2 separate regions of the Homo sapiens genome follow, and region 1 is linked to region 2. The links are chromatin contacts, found by Hi-C in ENCODE. All regions are on one chromosome and are shown on one strand. Each heading gives the region's core, a stretch centred on a gene start or an enhancer-like site at or near the end of the contact. The rest is flanking DNA. Distances are from core to core; before and after follow the strand shown. Region 1 overlaps LOC124902515 (a long non-coding RNA gene). Region 2 overlaps LOC105378519 (a long non-coding RNA gene).

Evidence for each region. A loop is a pair of places that touch in the nucleus more often than their neighbours do. Pooled maps may share reads with other maps.
Region 1: a pooled map shows a loop between it and region 2 (7-fold over the local background). The contact joins two enhancer-like sites. A Hi-C loop is called at or near these places in 3 of 168 maps with a recorded cell type or tissue (Calu3, HCT116 and mammary epithelial cell) and 6 of 50 pooled maps.

Annotation. Positions count from the first base shown.
Region 1 is chr10:121,152,291-121,156,886 of GRCh38, forward strand. The region is part of intron 1 of LOC124902515 (a long non-coding RNA gene); the gene reads right to left. LOC105378522 (a long non-coding RNA gene) reads left to right here. Exons shown (of 3, transcript XR_946379.3): 2 at 1-153; 3 at 3,361-3,606. Among named protein-coding and RNA genes, the nearest start is that of LINC01153, 24 kb to the right of the region's middle. Within about 2 kb of position 2,726, at least 6 of the 41 ENCODE cell types and tissues checked have a DNase peak (open chromatin) inside an H3K27ac peak, as active enhancers do.
Region 2 is chr10:120,943,681-120,947,644 of GRCh38, forward strand. All of the region lies in intron 2 of LOC105378519 (a long non-coding RNA gene), which reads right to left. Among named protein-coding and RNA genes, the nearest start is that of WDR11, 94 kb to the left of the region's middle. Within about 2 kb of position 2,236, at least 8 of the 41 ENCODE cell types and tissues checked have a DNase peak (open chromatin) inside an H3K27ac peak, as active enhancers do.

The DNA of each region.
Region 1 (4,596 bases), core at 1,476-3,975, 210 kb after region 2:
ACACACAGCAGCTTTGACTCTGCCACAAGAGTTACATCTGGATTGGAATTCTGCCTCTGTCTGCTAGCTTGGAGCTCTTTGGATCTTTTTCTTCATTCAAAACTTGGAACTAATGACACCTACCCACAAGATGTACAGAATGTCACATATATAGTAAGTGATAAGTATTTGCTTATTAATAAATTTATATTGAAAAAAATATATAGGCCTAAACTCTTGAAATAAATTCTTAAATATCAAAATATTAAAATATTAAGCAAAATGACAAAAAAAGGAAAATTGAAAAAACAAATAAAAAAATTAAGCAAAATAACCCTGAAACTATAGAATAAAATTTTATACCAAGAGGATAGTTGTAAAAAATGACACTATTAAACATAAGCAATCTGTCAACAATTGAATGTCAGTGTAATCCTTTCTTTTCTGGTCTATTTTCATACATTGTCCTTCTCCTCCTCTTCCCCAGCGAATTACTCCTTCTCCCCTTGTGAACCAGAAAACTATGAAGAATCCTTCATAATTTTTAAAATTTTTAATTAACAGAGTTTCCTAATAGCAGGAGATATGAAATAGACACTATATTAGGGGAAAATCTCGTATTAACAGCACAAAGTTTAGAGTAGATAATTAAGAATTAATGAATTGCCTATAAAAACTTCCATAGGGATTAACTATACCAGAGAAATGCAGTAGATACAATTTAGGAGTGTGAGTTCTTTAATTAATTACAAAGAAACTTTTATTTTACACAGGGGCCACCCCTGAGAGGGCTTTCCCATGAGCTAGGGGAGTGAGTGTTCAAGAAAGCAGCTTCCAATGACTCAGACCCCTCACCCAAGGTGAGGATTGAAATGAGAATTAAGCAACTAGAGGCCTATGCTTGCCCTTACTGAGAGCATTCTGCAAAGCAATACAGACAAAAGGAGGTCACAGCACAGGAGAGATGAAACAAATGAGGTTGGAGAATTGACACATGGCATCTACTTTTTAGAGAACTTTGTAGTGAAGAGAATGAGAAAAAAACTACCCTTTGACAGCACGGCAAGGTCAAGAGAAGTTGTTTTGTTCATCAATTGTCATATGGGTTTGTTATTTGATTATTTTAAGAGAAGGGGGAATGAGCTTTCTAGAGAGGCTGAGGAAAGAAGCAGAGAGGTAGCAACCGACTATACGAGGACCCCAGGGTATATCAAGGTCCTGTGGCCTTGGAGGGTAGAGCCCAGTAAGGCATGGAGGAGCTGGCCCAGGGTTGGAGAAAACATGAGAAGAATGGGAGGACACACAAATACATTTGGAGGTTATTGGGAAACAAGTGAATGGAGTTCCCAGCAGATCTCACGTTCCTCTGATCTCAACATCCCTCTGCTAAGAAATAGTATGAAGAGGGAGCAGGAAGAGAGAGTGGTAAATGTGGAAACAAACCATTTCACAAATGACAGAAGAATCAAAGGTGGCATATTCATTTTCTATTGCTGCATAACAAACTACCATAATCTTATATTCATTTATTATCTCAGTTTCTGTGGGTTAGGAGTCTGGGCATAGCTTCTCTGCTCAGGGTCTCATTAGGCTGCAATTGAGGTGTTGACTGAGATATATTCTCATCTGAAAGCTCACCTGGGGAAGAATCTGCTTCCCAGTTTATTCAGGTTGCTGGAAGAATTCATTTCCTTATGGCTGAGTGTCCTGACTTTTTGCTGGATGTTAGCTAGAAGCCATCCTCAGGTCCTAGAGGCTGCCTGCAGTCCCTTACCAATGGGCCTCCTCAGCAAGGTCACTTACTTCATCAGGGCCACCACCATTTGAGATATAGGCTTCCCTGAATCCAAAGTTGTTAGCATCAGGTCCCACCTGCCTTCATCCCTCACCATTCCCCGCCCCCCTTGCTTGCCTTATCCCAGCTACAATGGCCTTTTTGGTATTCCTCTGTCTCTAGCAGGAGTCTCTAGCTCTCATGTGCCCAAATTTTGCACAATGTAACTCACCCACAGGAGTGACACACAGTCACCTTTGCCATATCCAAGCAAGTCAAAGGTGCTGCTCACACTCAAGAGGAAAGCATTATATCAAAGGAATGAACACCAGGAGGTAGCATCACTAAGATCACCTTAGAATCTATCCATCACAGACACTTCCTTAGTGTGGGTGTCCAGAGCCAGAATCTAGTGCAGGGACTGGGGCAAATGCTCCTGGCACTGGTGCCTCCTGAGTCAGCCGATACAGATGAAGCCTTAGCTTCTCCACTCTCTGTTTACTTGCTTGTTTATTTAGAGGTTTTGCCATGCTGTTTTGCAGTGGAAAAAAAGAAGGGAGGCGGAGATAGTAATATTTATTTTCTGAAAGAGAACTCTCTTCTCATGTAAAGGTTAAAAGAGCTGTGTTATTTGTGTTTCCTTGGCCTGGGTTTTCAAAAACCTGAGTAACAAGTGCCCAAATACCTCCATGTGCTGACAGAATTACTTCTCCTGCTTAAATGTCTCAACACCCATGGGGACAACTTGGGGTAAGGGAGACAATAGTATCCCTGCCCCTGACCTTGAATTTCAAGTCTCAATCTTTATTGACAGAGAGGCAAGCCGTTAGTCTTCACAACTGTACAAAATAAAATCACCAGCACTCTGCCTTTCAGCCCAGCCTGGCCATCTTCATAGTTGAAAACAACGGCCCATTGTTGGGTTAGAGAGCTACAAATGGAACAGTGGGGCTGAATCAGCAAACTGTGTTCGGTGTGTGTACACTGACAGTGGAGAGCTGACAAAAAGATCCCAGGAACAATGAGCAACAGGCACGTGATTCTGGAGGCGTGTGAATGTGTAATTCTGACTTGCACTCTTGGTAATGAAAGTGAGGCACAGAAATGCCAAGAACACACAAAGCATTTGCTGTCAGTGCATTTGTACTGCAATTGTTTAGGCACTCTTTTAATCAAGCCATAATTGGTGCTGGAAATTAACACATGGGCACCTCTCTAAAAATCTTACAGGCTCTAATTGTGCTCACAGTCTCAAAAGTACCACGTGGTACTGAAACAAAACTTCAGAATTAAAACTTTGCTCCCTCAATTAGGGTTTTCTGTTGCTACATAACTATGATTTCATTAAGGAGGTCCTGTGTTAAGATACAAATGCCATGAAATCTGACGTCAGCCTCCCCATGAATTGTTCAAATCCCTATCTTCAAACATCTTATCAAGCAAGCATATAGCTTCTGCTGGTGTTCCTCCAAGGACTGTGAACTTACTACTTACAATGGGGGTCCTCTAATGGACTGAAATCTGCCTCCTGGTAAGTTCTATCTAAGATCTAAGATCTATCTACAGGAGCTACATATTCTAAGTGTAACTTTTCTTCCCCTTGACAGGCTGTCAGATATTAAGAATCAGACTTCTTCCTGAATAGTGACTTCAAGGATGGGTACTATACTGAAAATGGAATGTCTCAGATTGGCTTTCCAGAAAAGTGCCTGAGATAAAGACAAGAATATATCAAGGTTTCTGGGAAGACAAGTAATGAAGTACAGGAAGCAGGAGAAGGGAAACAGGAGGAAGACAAACAAGGGGGCAACTTCAGGCAAAGCCTCACCAAACCCTAGAGCTAAGCAAAGCTTCGGAGCTGTCCCATCCCTAGTGAAGGCTGTTGGACTTTCATATTCTCACCCTGAGAGTCGTTGGTCAAGGGCTGCCTGGTGTTGGGCGAGGGCCAATGTAAACTCCCAGGAATTGCAACTCTGCACATATCAGCAAGTGCTCTGGTATCCTAAGGGAAGTTCTAAATAAAAATTTAAAAAAATTAAAATTAAAAAAGGACACAGGTTCCCACACTGAAGGCAAAAGCATCTGATACCTGGAAAGGGATGCACAGAAATGGTTAAAAAAAAGATCCAAGGGGGATCTTTATGGAGCAGTCACACATTGGCTATAAAAAAAAAATAACTGGCAGTTACATAGTGAGCAGCGAGAACTGCAGCTGCATTCCCTCACTCAGCAATGAGAACATCTGACAGCAATGTGCCTGCCTCCCAGGTAGAAGATGGGAGGCCACCTCTCTGGAAAAGCAGCCGTTCTGACAGAAAAATCCAGAAGTGCTGAAGGTTTAGGGTTCCCAAAGGATGAAGCTGAATCAACCTATAGTGAATGTACAAATAGACAACACACACACTCACACACACACACACACACACCCATCTTAAATATAAACAATCGAGGAGCACAATAAATTTAAGGAATATCTTAAGGAAATCAAAGCAAACAAAATTTAAAAATAAACGTGTGAAAAATCAAAGTAATGTTTTTAAATAAAAGAACACTGCAATTGCTATCCTCAGAAAGGCAAGAGAAATTATTTTACCCATGAAATAAGAATCAGAGTTATATAAAAGGAGTTGACATAAAACAAGAATAATTAAAATATCTTAAAAAGCAGAGTAGACATAAAAGATTGAATAACAATTTTGGAAGACAAAGTTAAGAAGAAGAAGAAAGAACTAGCAAGGTAGGAAATAAAATGACAGCATAACACTAGGTGATCCAACATCCTAGAAAATAGGTGTGTTCCAGAAGAGAGGACTGAAAAGAGAAAATTATTTTAAAAAACTCAA
Region 2 (3,964 bases), core at 986-3,485:
CACATTTCCTGGTGCCTCTAAGTCACCAGGAGGGGGCAGAAAATTCTGCCTCCCAAGCCCCACCTCCAGGGACCCCATTCATCAGGTTTGGGTGCGGTCCTGGAATCCACGTGCTAAACAGACGCTGAGGGTGGTTTGCCCAACCAGACCTGGACAATCTCTGGCCTGGAGGTTAAGCCTGGGTGGTGAAGATGAAGAGATAGGTGGCAGGCAACACTGGGAATTCACAGTCTCCGTTCTTGGAATCATACTTCTCATCCACGGGGAAAATTCCTTGGTTCTGGTACCTTCCCTGCAACTCTCTCCAATCATCCTAACATTCTGGGGGCCCAAGATGAGAATAAAAGCGAAGTTCCCATACCATGTGTCAATTATTAAAAAGTTATCAATCCGGGGCCGGGCATAGTGGCTCATGCCTGTAATCCTAGCACTTTGGGAGGCCGAGGCGGGTGGACTGCCTGAGTTCAGGAGTTCGAGACCAGCCTGGGCAACACAGTGAAACCCCGTCTCTAGTAAAATACAAAAAAAATTAGCCGGGCATGGCGCCGTGCACGGCGCCGTGCACCTGTAATCCCTGCTACTTGGGAGGCCGAGGCAGGAGAATCGCTTGAACCCAGGAGGTGGAGGTTGCAGTGAGCCAAGGTCACGCCATTGCACTCCAGCTTGGGTGACAGAGTAAGGCTCCGTCTCAAAAAAAAAAAAGGTTACCAATCCAATCAGTTGTTAGAAGATAAAACCCATAATTTTTCTACCTTGGTAAATACATCTTCATCATCATGAAGGCAAGGTTTGAATTTAGAATTCTGAGGAGTTGACTTTCGAAAAAAGGCAGCACAGAGAGCCAGGCTGCAGCCTACCCCCTTCACGCCTCACCCCACTTGGCTTTTTAGTGCACACACGTGTGTGTGTGTGTACAGGTGTGTATACCCACTAGCCCCACATATCCACGCCCCCACCCAGTTCCAGCTGAGCCATCACCCACAGAAGAATGATGGACCCAGGGAGAGAGGCCCACACAAACCTGGAGGTTGGCTCAGGGTTCCAGGTATCCGTGACTCTAAAAGGCAGGGTACAGGATCCAGGGGAAGCCCATCCCCAGCCCCAGGGACCCCTTGCCCTAGATAGGGCATAGCCTGATGAGACAGAGCAGGCCCCACCCCTGCCCACCAGGGCTCCTTGCTGGCCAGTGGGAGGTGGAGGCCTTAGAGTTATAAGGAGCTGTCAGGTTGGTCCCACTGAAGCCACACTGGCTTTGGGCCCCTGGGAGCCTGACTGTGAGGCCTTTCTGAAACCTCAGGTAGGCCTGACAGACAGACAGGGCTGCAATCCAGGGCTGAGCGCCTGCCTGGAGATGGGGCTCCAGGAGGGACTGGGAGGGCTGCCTGGAGGCGGGGGCTGTTAAAATGCAGCTCTCTGGGCCCTGCACCAGCCCTTCTGAATCAGTGGAGCTGGACATCTATGTTTTAACAAGACCCTCCTTCCCAAGGATTCTAACACAACACTAAAGTGTGAGAAGCACAGCTTGGAAACATTTTGTTTTATTCATGCAGTCAACAGATATCCACAGAACATCCCCTCCCTTGGCACTCTCAGTTTCCTGTCCCCTGCAGCCAACAGGAAGTCAGCTCTTCCCCACAGATTCTCTCCCTCCTCAAGTTTCAATTCAATTTCACCTCCTCAGGGGCACCTTTTCCAAAATGGCTGCCATCTCCCGGCCCTCAACACCACATCCCCTCTCCTAGCTCCTTCTTGGCCTTTACCACTGGTGCAGATGAGCTTCTTGGAGTATTTATTTTACTCATTGCCATGCCTCCCCCTCTAGAATATAACCCCTTCCCCAGGGCCAGGGCCTGATACATGGGAATCATTCCTTTACTGCAGTGTTGCTGGGATATAATATGCCCATAAACCTACTGAGTATTTGATGAATGATGAATAAGGCCGCTACCACTCAGCAATTCATTCATTGCCTCTTCCCACAATGGGACAATGGGGCAGGTGCCTTTTGGATAAAGAGGGAAGGTGTAGGTGGCGGAAGCCTCCGAGCTCTGAAGACCCTGCATGGCTGTCTGCCCGCCCCTCCATGAAAGGGGCAGCTCTCCCAGGAAAGAGAGGAAGAGAGGCCAAGAGAGCTCACAAATGGGTGTCTTCTCTTGTGAGGAAGGATTCGGGGCTCAACACGCTTCCTGGGGCTGGGTCTGTACAGGTAGAAGGAAGAGGCCCAGTTGGCTCCAAGCCTGGGCCAGCCCCAGCCCTGCAGCCTGGCGGTGTGCAGGCACCCTCACTTCAGAACATGCTTGTATGCACTTGCTCTTCTGGCACGCCATGAACTGTTTCTTGGCTGCCTTGTTAGGAGATTAAGCTTTCTCTAAAAAGATGAAAAAAAAAATCTCTAGCAAAGGCCTGACTAGAGCTGACCCCCGAGGAGGCGGTGGCAATAACTGATGGGCACTACATTTGTCTAATTAATCTTCTTGTCAACAAAGTTGTTCTTTGCCGGTGCCAGCTCTGACATCATCCTGCAAGCTTGCCACACTGGTTCATATGCAGTTACAAAGGCTGCCTGTGACCCAGCACTACACTCCCTAACCACCCCCAACACGCTGCTGCCTGGAAATGGGTGGATGAGAACAGAGATGTCACACAGCTGCTGGCTTAGAAGGGGCACCGGGGAATCACAGCTTGAATGAAAGTTGGATAAAGATCTGGAAGGTTCAGGGGATCCCCAGGCTGGAAGGAGCCTGGTTTCTAAATAGGACACCGATGCCGACCATCTTTTTCAAGTTAAACTTTGGAAAGTTCCATTTGCCATGCAAACTACCCTTGCCCTGGATGGGTTGCCCCAAGAGTGACCCAGGAAAGTTTAGGTGGTAAAGTTGCAAAATCAAGTGGCTTCAGGGCCCAGGCAGAGATTTCACTTTCAGTGCCCTGGGATGAAATCTCTGGATGTCCACGAGGCTGACCTGGACTTCCCGGATTGGGAGGCCTTGTGGTCAAAAGCCGAGTCCAGTCCTGAACACCAGATCTAAATGTTCAAGAAGACTGTGCAGATTTACAGGCTAAATCAGAGTCCCTGGTAGCTGTTTCCGACCTCTGTATGGGGCTTTTAGAGTGAACTGTGGTCTCATCCAGGCGTTTCCCGACCATTGCATCCCACACAGGGCCTCCCTTCTGATTTTATCGTTAGTCTCTCTCCCTGTTGATTTCCTCCAAGTGCTCATCACTGTCCACACTCACCCTGTTTATTTCTGCTCACCGATCTGGCTTTTTAATCGAGGAGTCTGTGAATAAAATCTGGAGGAGGGGGGTCTATGAACTTGGACAGGAAAATATTTATATCATTATTTTCACTGTCTGAGATTTAACAATTTACTCAATTATGAAAATCGGCAACAAGCCACAGTGTATTAGCAGTGTCTGTGACTTTGTCTCCAACAGAAATCACAGCTGTTTTTCTATCACGTCGTAGTTGATGCAGTTATCTCAAAATATCAGCTGGGCTAATCACTATTTTGAAATGACTGTAGTTAATAGATTGGTCTGTAGATCCTGTTACATCCTCTATCAACGAAGAACATATACGAGTATAGCACCACTTAAAAATATTTTGATAACTGCATGACAGTATAATCGGTTTGTTTCATAATCCTGTGTATCTTAATTTATGCTTTTTTCAAATATTCTGGCCTCATGAGACTGGCAAGAAAGACTGTAAGCCATCTTTTCTGTTACTTTTTCTTTCTTTCTTTCTTTCTTTTTTTTTTCTATTTTTGAGACGGAGACTCTCACTCTGTCACCCAGGCTGGAGTGCAGTGGTGATCTCGGCTCACTGCAACCTCCGCCTCCCGGGTTCAAGCGATTCTCCTGCTTCAGCCTCCCGAGTTCTCTTTTCTATCCTTAGCCCCGACCTTGGGTTCTGGCACACAGTAAGTGCTCAAGACAATATTATTGACTGAATTAATGA